2 separate regions of the Homo sapiens genome follow, and region 1 is linked to region 2. A link is an interaction called in ENCODE POLR2A ChIA-PET data of the cell type or tissue named here. Cell type or tissue: Panc1. All regions are shown on one strand. Links, peaks and the distances in the headings refer to the core of each region. The heading gives the core; the rest is flanking DNA. Region 1 overlaps LOC124901056 (a long non-coding RNA gene). Region 2 overlaps LOC124901056 (a long non-coding RNA gene).

Region 1 (5,389 bases), core at 211-5,210, 280 kb after region 2:
CCTACTGGATATTAAAACTATGCTACAATAATTTGAACATTGTATTGCTGACCTAAGTATAGACAAAGAGGTATCAAAAAGGATAGAAAACCCAGCAAAAGACCCAAGTAATAAAATAATCAGAATTTCAAACCAATGGGGAAAGATTTGTATGATATCAGCATAACTGGGTAGCCATCTGAAGAAAAATGAAAGTGAACTCTTAAGCCAAGATAAATTCCAGATTGATCAATGTTTAATAAGAAAAAAATCACACTTTGGGAGGCCGAGATGGGTGCATCACTTGAGGTCAGGAGTTCGAGACTAGCCTGAGCAACATGGAGAAACCCTGTCTCTACTAAAAATACAAAATTACCTGGGTGTAGTGGCACATGCCTGTAATTCCAGCTACTTGGAAGGTTGAGGCAGGAGAATCACTTGAACCTGGGAGGTGGAGGTTGCAGTGCGCCAAGATTGTGCCATTCCACTCCAGCCTGGGCAACAAGAGCGAAACTCCATCTCAAAAAAAAAAAAAAAAAAGAAGAAAAGTCACAAAGATAATAAAATATGTCACAATTTAAAAATATAATTTTAAATTTGATATAAAATCTGGAAGCCAGAAAAAAAGATTGATGTAAGTTCAACTGCAAAGACTTTTGCAGGACCATCTTCCATCAAAAGCAAACAAACAAAAACATTGTCAAAGGAGAAAAAAGGGATTTACAACTTGTATTACAGACAAGGGTGAATTTTGTTAATGTTGACAGGTCTCTTAAAATCCAAAAGAAAAAATGAATAGACTAATACAAAAATGGGCAAAGATTATGATCAGGAATAGTATTATAAATGTGTCTAAAATTTATGTAAATATATGCAACTTTTATGTAAGAGAAATGTCAAGACTACAAATTTTCTACACAACAGATTTGCAAAGAGCTAATCAACACACAGTACTGACATGGGTGTAGAGCCTATATATGTAGGATCACATATATCTGGTCAGAAATTTGATAATATATTTCAAAATATGTAATACCCATGTCCTTTTACAGAGCACTGCCACTTCTGTGTAGAAATATAGTTATAATCATAAAGACAAGAGATGACCTACAAAGATAATTGTAGTAACATTGTTAATAACAAATGATTGAAAACAAATACATTCAATAAATTTGTTAAAAGTGGTTATTTTCATATTGTAAAATACTATGTAGCAATGTAAAATAATGAGTCTACTGTAATATACTGTATCTTCAAGACATATTATTAGAAGGGAAGATTAAGATTTAGTACAGTGTGCATAGTCTGTTATTTATAGATACATATATTCATTAGCTATATGCAAAGAGTTATTCCTCTGGAAGTAAACCCCCCACCCTAATCACAGAGTATCTCCAGGAGGATGTCTTAGAAATTTGTTTCTGGGGACATAAATGGTGGCAGTGGGACAGGGGTGGGAGAGAGAATTCCTTTTTACTGGATAGCCACATGTATTTTTGAACTTCATCCTTTATGTATGAACTATTCTAAAAATGATTATAATCTCAAGTGTAAATATGTGAATAATGGCCAGGATCTTTGCCATTTAAGCCTCAAGTTTATCAAGCATCTCTCTCTAATTGTAGCAACTGTACTACTATTACACACTAGCCAGCTTTTCTTCTATTAATAATTTCCTGAAGGAGCGGAACATCTCAAGATATGAGTGTTAAGTATTCTTGTAAATATTTTTTGTTTTACTGTTTTTTTTTTTTCCCCAAAGAAGAGAGAATACCAAGGAATATACTTTCAGATGTTACAAGAATTAATTGCCGAGGCCAGTGGATCATGAGATCAGGAGATCAAGACCATCCTGGCTAACATGGTGAAACCCCGTCTCTATTAAAAATACAAAAAATTAGCCTGGCACTGTGGCGGGTCCTGTAGTCCCAGCTATTCAGGAGGCTGAGGCAGAATGGCGTGAACCCAGGAGGTGGAGCTTGCAGTGAGCCAAGATCGCGCCACTGCACTCCAGCCTAGGTGACAGAGCGAGACACCGTCTCAAAAAAAAAAAAAAAAAAAAAATTAATTAAAAATGTAAGGTTATAACTTTAATTATTACTGTATAGCACACAATTGCAGGAGAGTGTTTTAATCTTGGCACTATTGGGATTTTGGGCTGGAGAGTTATAAGGCTTATAAGCCTGTCCTGTGCTTATAAGATGTTTAGCAAAATTCCCAGACTGTACCCACTAGGTTCTAGTTGAAACTTGCCACCCCCAAGCTGTGACTACCCAAAGTGCCTCTAGATGCTAGAAAATGTGCCTGAAGTGCAAAACTCCCTGCCCTGTACCTCTCCCTCTCCCATCAGTTGAGAACTACTGAATTATAGTCAATCAGCATTTATGTGGTCCTCAGATGTGCAAAGCCCTAAGCTAGAGGATGTGAAGTCTTGCTTTTCTTTGTGTGTTTCTACATAGTTTTTTTTTTTTTTTTTTTTTTTTATGCCTCAGTAAACATTGTAAGGTGGCTTTTTGTCCAGAACTGGTTCCTTCCAGTGGGTTCTTGGTCTCGCTGACTTCAAGAATGAAGCTGCGGACCTTTGCAGTGAGTGTTACAGCTCTTAAAGATGGTGTGTCCGGAGTTTGTTCCTCAGATGTCTCCAGAGTTTCTTCCTTCTGGTGGGTTTGTGGTCTCGCTGACTTCAAGAATGAAGCCGTGGACCTTTGTGGTGAGTGTTAACACCTCTTAAAGGTGGTGCAGATCCAAAGAGTGAGCAGCAGCAAGATTTATTGTGAAAAGCAAAAGAACATAGCTTCCACAGGGTGGAAGGGGACCGGAGTGGACTGGGGCTGCTGGCTGCAGTGGCCAGCTTTTACTCCCTTATTTGGCCTCACCCACGTCCTGCTGATTGGTCCGTTTTACAGAGCGCTGATTGGTCCATTTTACATAGTGCTGATTGGTCCATTTTACAGAGTGCTGATTGGTGCGTTTACAACCCTTTAGCTAGACACAGAGTGCTGATTGGTGTGTTTTTACAGAGTGCTGATTGGTGCATTTACAATCCTTTAGTTAGACACAGAGCACTGATTGGCGGGTTTTAACAGAGTGCTGATTGGTGCATTTACAATCCTTTAGCTAGACAGAAAAGTTCTCCAAGTCCCCACTAGACCCAGGAAGTCCAGCTGGCTTCACCTCTCAGCTTCACTCTTAGTGGAGTTTTGCTTATCTTTTCATAGAAATAGCCACTTTCCTAGATGGTCCACAGATGAATAGGTATTTGATATCTTAAATGAAAAATAATAAAATTTTCTAAGGGTAAATTTACTACTATGTTGTTAAAAACAATTTAATTGACAGAGTATATCAGACTAGCGTGTCAGGCTTTGAGAAGAGCAAAGCCAGTTGTCATCTCCTTGGATAACTGAAAATATGGCTCTTATAACATGAAGACCAAAACATTTTTCTAAACATCAAAAAATTAATTTATTTTTACAGCTTCACACAGAGTACAACACACATATTCTTGTTTTACTTTGGAAACATGTACCTTCTAAGACTCTTAATAAGGTTGTTCCTTGTACTCTTAATTAAGTCTAAGAATGTACATATTTCATTTCCCCAAGTTTAGTTATTTGTAAGTGCACATTTTTTTTGGTTAAGTTTGGAAGAAATTTAATAATTATTTCTTTGTTTATAGTTTATTGCTATACTTCTGGAAAAGGATATAGCATAATAGATAATAGCATCTTTTATTTCCAAAGCATTATGTGGCTTTCTAAGTGATTTTATATATACTGACTCATTTGAAATGATTTTAGGAAGCACGTGGAACATAGTTGATCAGTAAGCATTAATTATCCAGGTTACCTTATTTAAATCATCAAGGAAAACACCAGAAGTTTCTCCACTTTAATGAACATGAACTATCAATTGTAATCTAATCTTTGTTTTTGTTATCGGTTATTTTCAATTTTGTGATAATGCAGGAGTTGTTAAGAAATTACTTTTAGGCAGCTAGAAAGGGTAAAAGTTCTGGGTGGAATTTTCCTTTTAAAAAAAAAAGCAGCCCCAAACCATCTTTTCTCCAACAGAGAACAGCCTGATAGATATGCAAACTAGGAGCTTTCATATGTAAATGAAGGCAGCTGTACCTGGAAGCCAGGAACATTCAATATGGCATCTCCCGCCCTCTTTTCCTTGTCACAGCAGCCTTCAGGTAAACCCACCTGTACAGGCAACTGCCAGGTGGAGGCCACATTTGCATAATAAAAGACTAGGGTGGGAGGGCCAGTCTTTTCCCGGGATATGTAAGTGGTACCTGGTCAAACCAATCCCCTGGACCCTATGATGTAAATCACTCACTACTTCCTCAAGCCTCTGTACAAAATAAATGCATTCAGCTGCAAACCGGAGACCCTCTTTTGGGTGACCCACTTTCTCAGCATGCGGAAACTTTTTCTCTTTTTCTTTTCTTTTCTTTTTTTTGAGACAGAGTGTTGCTCTGTCGCCCAGGCTGGAGTGCAGTGGTGCTGTCTCGGAGTTTGAGCTATTCTCCTGCCTCAGCCTCCCTAGTAGCTGGGACCACAGGCGTGTGCCACCACACCCGGCTAATTTTTGTTATTTTTAGTAGAGACGGTGTTGGCTAGGCTGGTCTCGAACTCCTGACCTCAGGTGATTCGCCTGCCTCAGCCTCCCAAAGTGTTGGGATTACAGGCATGAGCCACCACGCCTGGCCTCTCTTTTTCTATTAAGCCTTGTGCTCCTAAACCCACTCCTCGTGTGTGTCTGTGTCCTGAATTCTTTCTTGACGATGACAAAGAACCAGTGTATATACCCCAGACAACGGAGCCATTTCAGTGACATGGTCATTACAAATTTATCACGCATTTCAACACTTTTCTTTTAATTTCACTGAGAATGCTCACTGTCAACTGCCTACCTCTATTTCCTCCTCTTCACCCCACCCCCAAGAGAAAAACCTGAAGAGAGAAGGCACTGTCCTACATATTGAGTTTAAATTGATTAATGGCCAGTTAATAAGAGGAAACAGGAACCATTCGGTCATCTGCACTATAGGATTTGTAGTCTTCAAAACAAGTTAATTCTGATTTCATTTGTTTTGATAAAAGTCCAAGCACACAGATTCATACCATCTGTCTTAGTTTTGATAGTCTTTGTTATGTTTGCCTTTTAGCCTCTTAAAAAAGACAATTGAAATTACAATGTATAAACAATATGAAATAGATCCAACACTGAGTTTTCAAGGAGGCATATTGTCACCAATTGTTATGAGCCAAATGAAATAGGAATGTCTTGTTCCCTTTGGTTCATACAAGATAGAGTTTGCATAGCCTAAATTGTGTGCTTTTTCTTCACTGCCATAACCAGGCAATTAAATGCAGACACTCAAATATGCATAAGTGCAGTC
Region 2 (5,389 bases), core at 178-5,177:
ACAGAAAAGCTGGCACCTGCTATTAATCTTTTCTAGGAAAGGGCTGAGTTTTCTCTTCCACACATGTGGCAGTTTTTTTCTGGACTATGGCAGGGATATGCATTTGAAAATAAAAATCTTTCCCACAGGCTAGGCTTTTGGAACCACTATTTATGAAGCTATAGAGACTTGGATTTATTTCATTATCAGCTTTATATAAAAGTTTCATATATAAAGAATCCCTTTAGTAGGAGAAAGTGGGGAACTGAGCCAGGTGTCAATATCAGTCACCACCTCACCTGTCTATCAGCAGATTTTCTAGTCCCTGTCATGGCTTAGTCACCCTGCTGAAGGCTCTGATTCTTCCTTCCTGGAATTGGTCTTTTCCTTGAAACTCTTTGCCACAATAGGTGTTGTCTTGATTTCTTAATTTTGTTGTTGATGCTCATTTTTGACATCTCTGGCTTTCCAAATTTCCTGCTGCTTCTGGCCTTGACCTTGGTGAGCAAGGATTCTCAGAATGCACTTATGCCTCAAGCTGACATTAGCTTTTTTTTTTTTTATTACGCAGAACTATACACTTATTATAGAAAAATACACATGAGAAAAAGAATCAAAGGAAGAAAGGGAGAATACATAAAATCAACCCTAATTCTATAACCTAGAGGTGTCACTCTTAGCCATTTGGCGTGTATCATTCCAGGATATATAATCAAAATAGATATTATTCCAGGATATATAATCAAAATAATGATCTCTGCATAGCACAGATTATTCTAGAATCTGCTTTTTCCATGTAATATATCAAACACTTCAGTACAATAACCTTTACCAAGCCGTTATAAAAGGCTGCATATTATTTTCTTTAATGGATGTACCATAGTTGATTTAACATCGCCAGCATTGTTAGACACCTTATTTCTAATTTGTCAGTATTTTAAAAAACACTGTAGTGAATGTTCTTTGCTACATCACTGGTGCGGTCACAATGATTTCTTTAGATTACATTTCTAGAAGGAAAATCACCAGGTCGGTCAAGGCATGTGCAGAACTTGAAGCCTCCAGGTAGATGACCAAACTGCCCGCAGAATGTCTACTCCCTTTTCACCAGCCCCCAAAACCTGTGAGGCTGGCACCTTCCCTTGGCTTTTCAGGAGATGTTTTTTTGCTCATCTCTCAGATGCTCTGGTCTGGAGAAAACAAAAAATACAAAACTGACAAACGAACAACTTACTAGGAAGTAGATACTTAGGTTGAAGAGAACGATTGTAGGTCACATTCTGCTTGACTTCATGTGCTGTTATACTGTCCTATGTGCACAGCACAGCTCTTGCAGGAAACAGGTTGATGGTGCCAAAGGTTCTCTTCTTGGAAGCTAAGTGTGGGTCCCCAATTCCCAAGTCCTCTGAAGATGTGTACTCTTTTACAGTGCAGGTGACTTTTTTCTTTTCTTTTTGGTGGAGAGAGTGTCCATAACTTCTTTTAGATTTTCTAAGGGTCTGTAGGGCAGATAGGTATCCCTAAGAACCTGAATGATCCACTGTATCAGCTTCTTAGCTTCTTGTCTCATTAAATTAAAAGAATAAAAAACTTTTTTTTTTACAATTAATATTACTAAGCTTATATTAGATGCTCTGAGAATTGGCTTTATTTCTGAACTCACGTTTGCTGGAATCAGAGAAAAATGGCTATTCCGATATTGCCAGAAATTTGCTTCTGTGCCACCTCTAAGAATGGAGATGGGGCAGATTTGCCCTCCATTTTGGGAGGGGTTACTGTGAGGATGAGCCATAAGGGTCAGTGAAGTCAAAATCCCCGGCTCCTGGGCTTCAGCACTGCTTCTCCCAATGATGAATTTCCAAGTCCAAATGTGGACTTCTGCCAAATTAATTGTATAAGCAGGGAGGGGCCAGGAAGAGCAAAAGGTATGGAAAGTTTTGTTTTCTTCAATGAGGACATTTGCTATGGTCAATGTGTCCCCTCAAAATTCATATGTTGAAACTTAATCACTAATGTGATAATATTAATATTAGGAGGTGATTAAGTCATGAGGTTGGGCCCATCGTGAATGGGTCTAGCATCATTATGTAAGAGGTGTGAGGATGCTGTTTGCACTGCATCCATACGAGGATGCTCTAAGAGGTGCCATCTTGGAAGTGGAGAGTGGTACTCACCAGACCTGCCAGTGCCTTAATCTTGGACTTCAGCCTCTAGAAATGAGACACAAATTTGTTCTTTATAAATTACCCAGCCTAAGGTATTTTGTTAGGCTGGGTAATTTATAAAGAACAAATTTGTCTATAGCAGTAGGCTTGGACTAAGACAACATTCGAGACAATTAAGAATTAGAACCCTTTCTGAATATATGGTGATACTAAGAAATTCTTTTTAGGTAGAAAATGATATGGATAGGTGTGTATGTGTGTGTGTGTATACACGTATATATATTCAGTGGTAAAATACATTTTGCTTTGTCTTGAATTGCGAGGAGATGGCAGTTACCCATGGCTGACCAAAGACAAAATTGATGTATGAGTGAGTGAAAGTGAGGATGAGAGAAGAAACTGATTCTTAGTTGGTTGGGGTCTGGTTGTTAGGCATTATAGTTGAGATCTGAATTTAGGTTTATTTCCAGAGTACACAGAAGTGCACTTCCTGTATTCCAAAAGATTCTTTGCTTATTATCTAGGTTGTCTCCTGAGCTAGTATACAGTACTCCTGGGGTTCCAGAACATAAATCTTACCATCTAGGGTTTCTCTTACAAAATGCAGCATCTTTTATTCCCAGGACCCTGTAAGACAAGCAGATTAATAATCAGCAAGGTATTGGTAACTCCGAACATTTAAAAAATTTAAAGCTGATTTCAGGGTGAATGGCTGTAGCCACAATAATGTCAAATAATATTCATAACTGATTGAAAATAAGAAAGAAATCTAGAAGTCATATAGATTGACTAGACGATGCCAAAACAATTTTTATAAACATACCTCAAGTTCAAGGTCCGAGCTTCTTCAATGATATAATGCTGCCACCTGGTGGTTATGCCTTTTTACTGCAGTAAGATTGTGTAGTTGACTAATGCTTCAGTGAAAAGTTAAGACTTTTCTGGGCAGTAACTATTTGCAATTTTATCTGAGACTAAGTTGAATGTAACTTGTTCAAAACACAAACTTCAATGAATCACAGAGGCCTTGAATTCCCTTTATGCTCAAATTTCGTTGGTAGCGTCACGAATGATTAAGGAGAGATGAGGCATCTGTCGACATTGGTTACATTCTGATAATTTTTGTCATTAGAAACAAAGCCACCTTGACAATCGTGGTGTTGTGGGTTGATCTAACAACCAACGTTTTAATGTAAATCATGTTTGGAGCCCAGGAAGGAAACTTTAGCAGTAATAATTTAAAATGAGGACAGTATGGGAGTGTGGGAGAGGTCAGACAATTCTGAATGTGGTGGCGGTGGCGGCAGCGGTGGCGGCTGGGAGGGGGACCACTTGGAGGACAGAGTTGGAGTGCTCCAGAGCTATAATCTATCTAAAGCAATCCATGTCATACCCTGGGTGAGTTTTGGGTAGCTCACAAATGTTCTTATAAATTGCTTCAGATGTCAACAATAAAAATTCCTGAGGTCTCTTTGAAAATCAGAATATTGAAATGAACTGATGTTCCCAGCTGTATAATTGCCTCGAGCATGCGTTTTCCGGTTTGCTCCAGTCCTCACCTGGCAAGTTTCACTCATTTGCCAGACTGGACTCTGTAGCCATTTATATTTACAACCTCTGTTTCACAGCTCCTAGATTTTAATGGGATAAAAATTAAAACTGTGGCTGTTAGAGTTGGAAGAGAGAACCCCAGGGCATGCAGTCTAGTCCCCTTCTTTTCAAGAAGTAGAAAACTGGATTTGCCAAAGGTCACACACCTGTGGAAAGAAGAGCTAAAGTCTGGGACTTCCTGGAGCTTTGTGTATTTGCTAGGGCATGGTTTAGATTTTGGGTGACCTAATGCCAGTCAACTAGCTACAAGGTTTCTCAGCCACATTTGTACAGTTGGTACAGAGTGCTAATAACATTCTCAGAAACATATTTGTTTAGCCTTTAACACTTCACATTGATGGAATACATGAGTGTAGAAGTGTGTAGAAGCCAGACAGAACCCCCAAAAGAATTTCTAGGATATTATATCTCTTCTGCACTGTCCAAGATGGTAGCTACTGCCAACATTTGGCTATTTGAACTTGTACTTAGATTAGCTGAAGTTAAATAAATTCAGTTCCTCAGTTGCACTAGCCACATATGGCTAGTAACTACCATACTGGATGGCCCAGACATAGAACATTTCTACTATTGTAGGAAATTCTACTGGGCAGCACTAATGTGATTGAAAATGCCTTTTTTTGGGAGATACTTTTTATAGCTATATCTTGGTCTTTGTGATAAAATTAATCAGAATTATTTAACGGGCAAGAGTGGAGATTCATCTTAGTAACCTAATTTGGGCTATGAAGTACTATAAATGGGAGCTTATAAACAATAGAAACTTATTTGTCAGTTCTGGACACTGGGAAGTCTAACATTAGGGTCACTGCTTGGTTGGGTTCTGGTGAGGGCCCTCTTGTGAGTTGCAGACTGCTGACTTGTCACTGTGTCTTCACATGGTGGAAGAGGCAGACAGGTTCCCTGGGGCCTCTTTTATAAGGGCACTAATCTCATTCATGAAGGTTCTGCCCTGACGATCTAATCACTTCCCAAAGGCCCTACCTCTGAATACCACGACACTGGGGATTTGTTTAACCTATGAACTTTGGAGGGACACAAATGTTCAGACCATGGCAGGAATTAAAGCCTGGTGACAGTTCACTGTGAAAGCTACATACTGAAATGAGAAATTTCTATGTTAAAGGAAGGAATGAAATGTATCAAATGCACTGTTAGAAGAGGATGTATTTAGACGTAAAGTGAAGAGCAGTTGGATAAACTTGTATTTTAGGAGCTGAGCCTGACATGTAGTTTCTCTGAGCTTCATCCCATTGCTTCATGTATATGTTGGGTGTGGTTGTGGGGGATGGTCAAGGGCAGTGCCTGCCCAGCACCCAGCCTACCTTCTGCCACCAGCACTGGGGACCTTCCCCTCGCCAACTCCACACAGCCTCCATGGGAATCTCAATCTGAGGGCCCAGCCCTAGTCTGCCCAAGGGTAGGCACATAACCCCACCTAGGAATTTGAATCCTGAGCAGAATAACATCAACAAGACTCCAAATGGTTGGATTTGACTCATCCTTTTGGTGATTTTGAAGAGGCTGTCCATCATTTCTCTAGTGTTACCCTGGTTTTCATCTTTCCTTATACCTGGCTACTCATCTTGCCTTTCCAGTTAATCTATTTCTCCATTTCCGCTGCCTGTTTTTTT

What was found. Peaks named below come from ENCODE experiments on the same cell type or tissue, not always from the same donor. Only the 100,000 strongest peaks of a DNase experiment are listed, where the experiment ranks them.
Region 1: POLR2A ChIA-PET joins it to region 2 with 5 read pairs; 3 of 35 experiments call an interaction of 5 or more read pairs at or near these places.

The regions. Positions count from the first base shown.
Region 1 is chr5:126,056,215-126,061,603 of GRCh38, reverse strand. All of the region lies in intron 2 of LOC124901056 (a long non-coding RNA gene), which reads left to right. Among named protein-coding and RNA genes, the nearest start is that of LINC02039, 120 kb to the left of the region's middle. In Panc1, for the core only: no CTCF peak of the experiment used is centred there; no DNase peak of the experiment used is centred there.
Region 2 is chr5:126,337,025-126,342,413 of GRCh38, reverse strand. The region is part of intron 1 of LOC124901056 (a long non-coding RNA gene); the gene reads left to right. Among named protein-coding and RNA genes, the nearest start is that of GRAMD2B, 84 kb to the left of the region's middle. In Panc1, for the core only: CTCF peaks have their summits at 2,805 and 3,010 (motif pointing left); a DNase peak (open chromatin) is centred at 3,033; H3K27ac peaks cover 1,901 bases.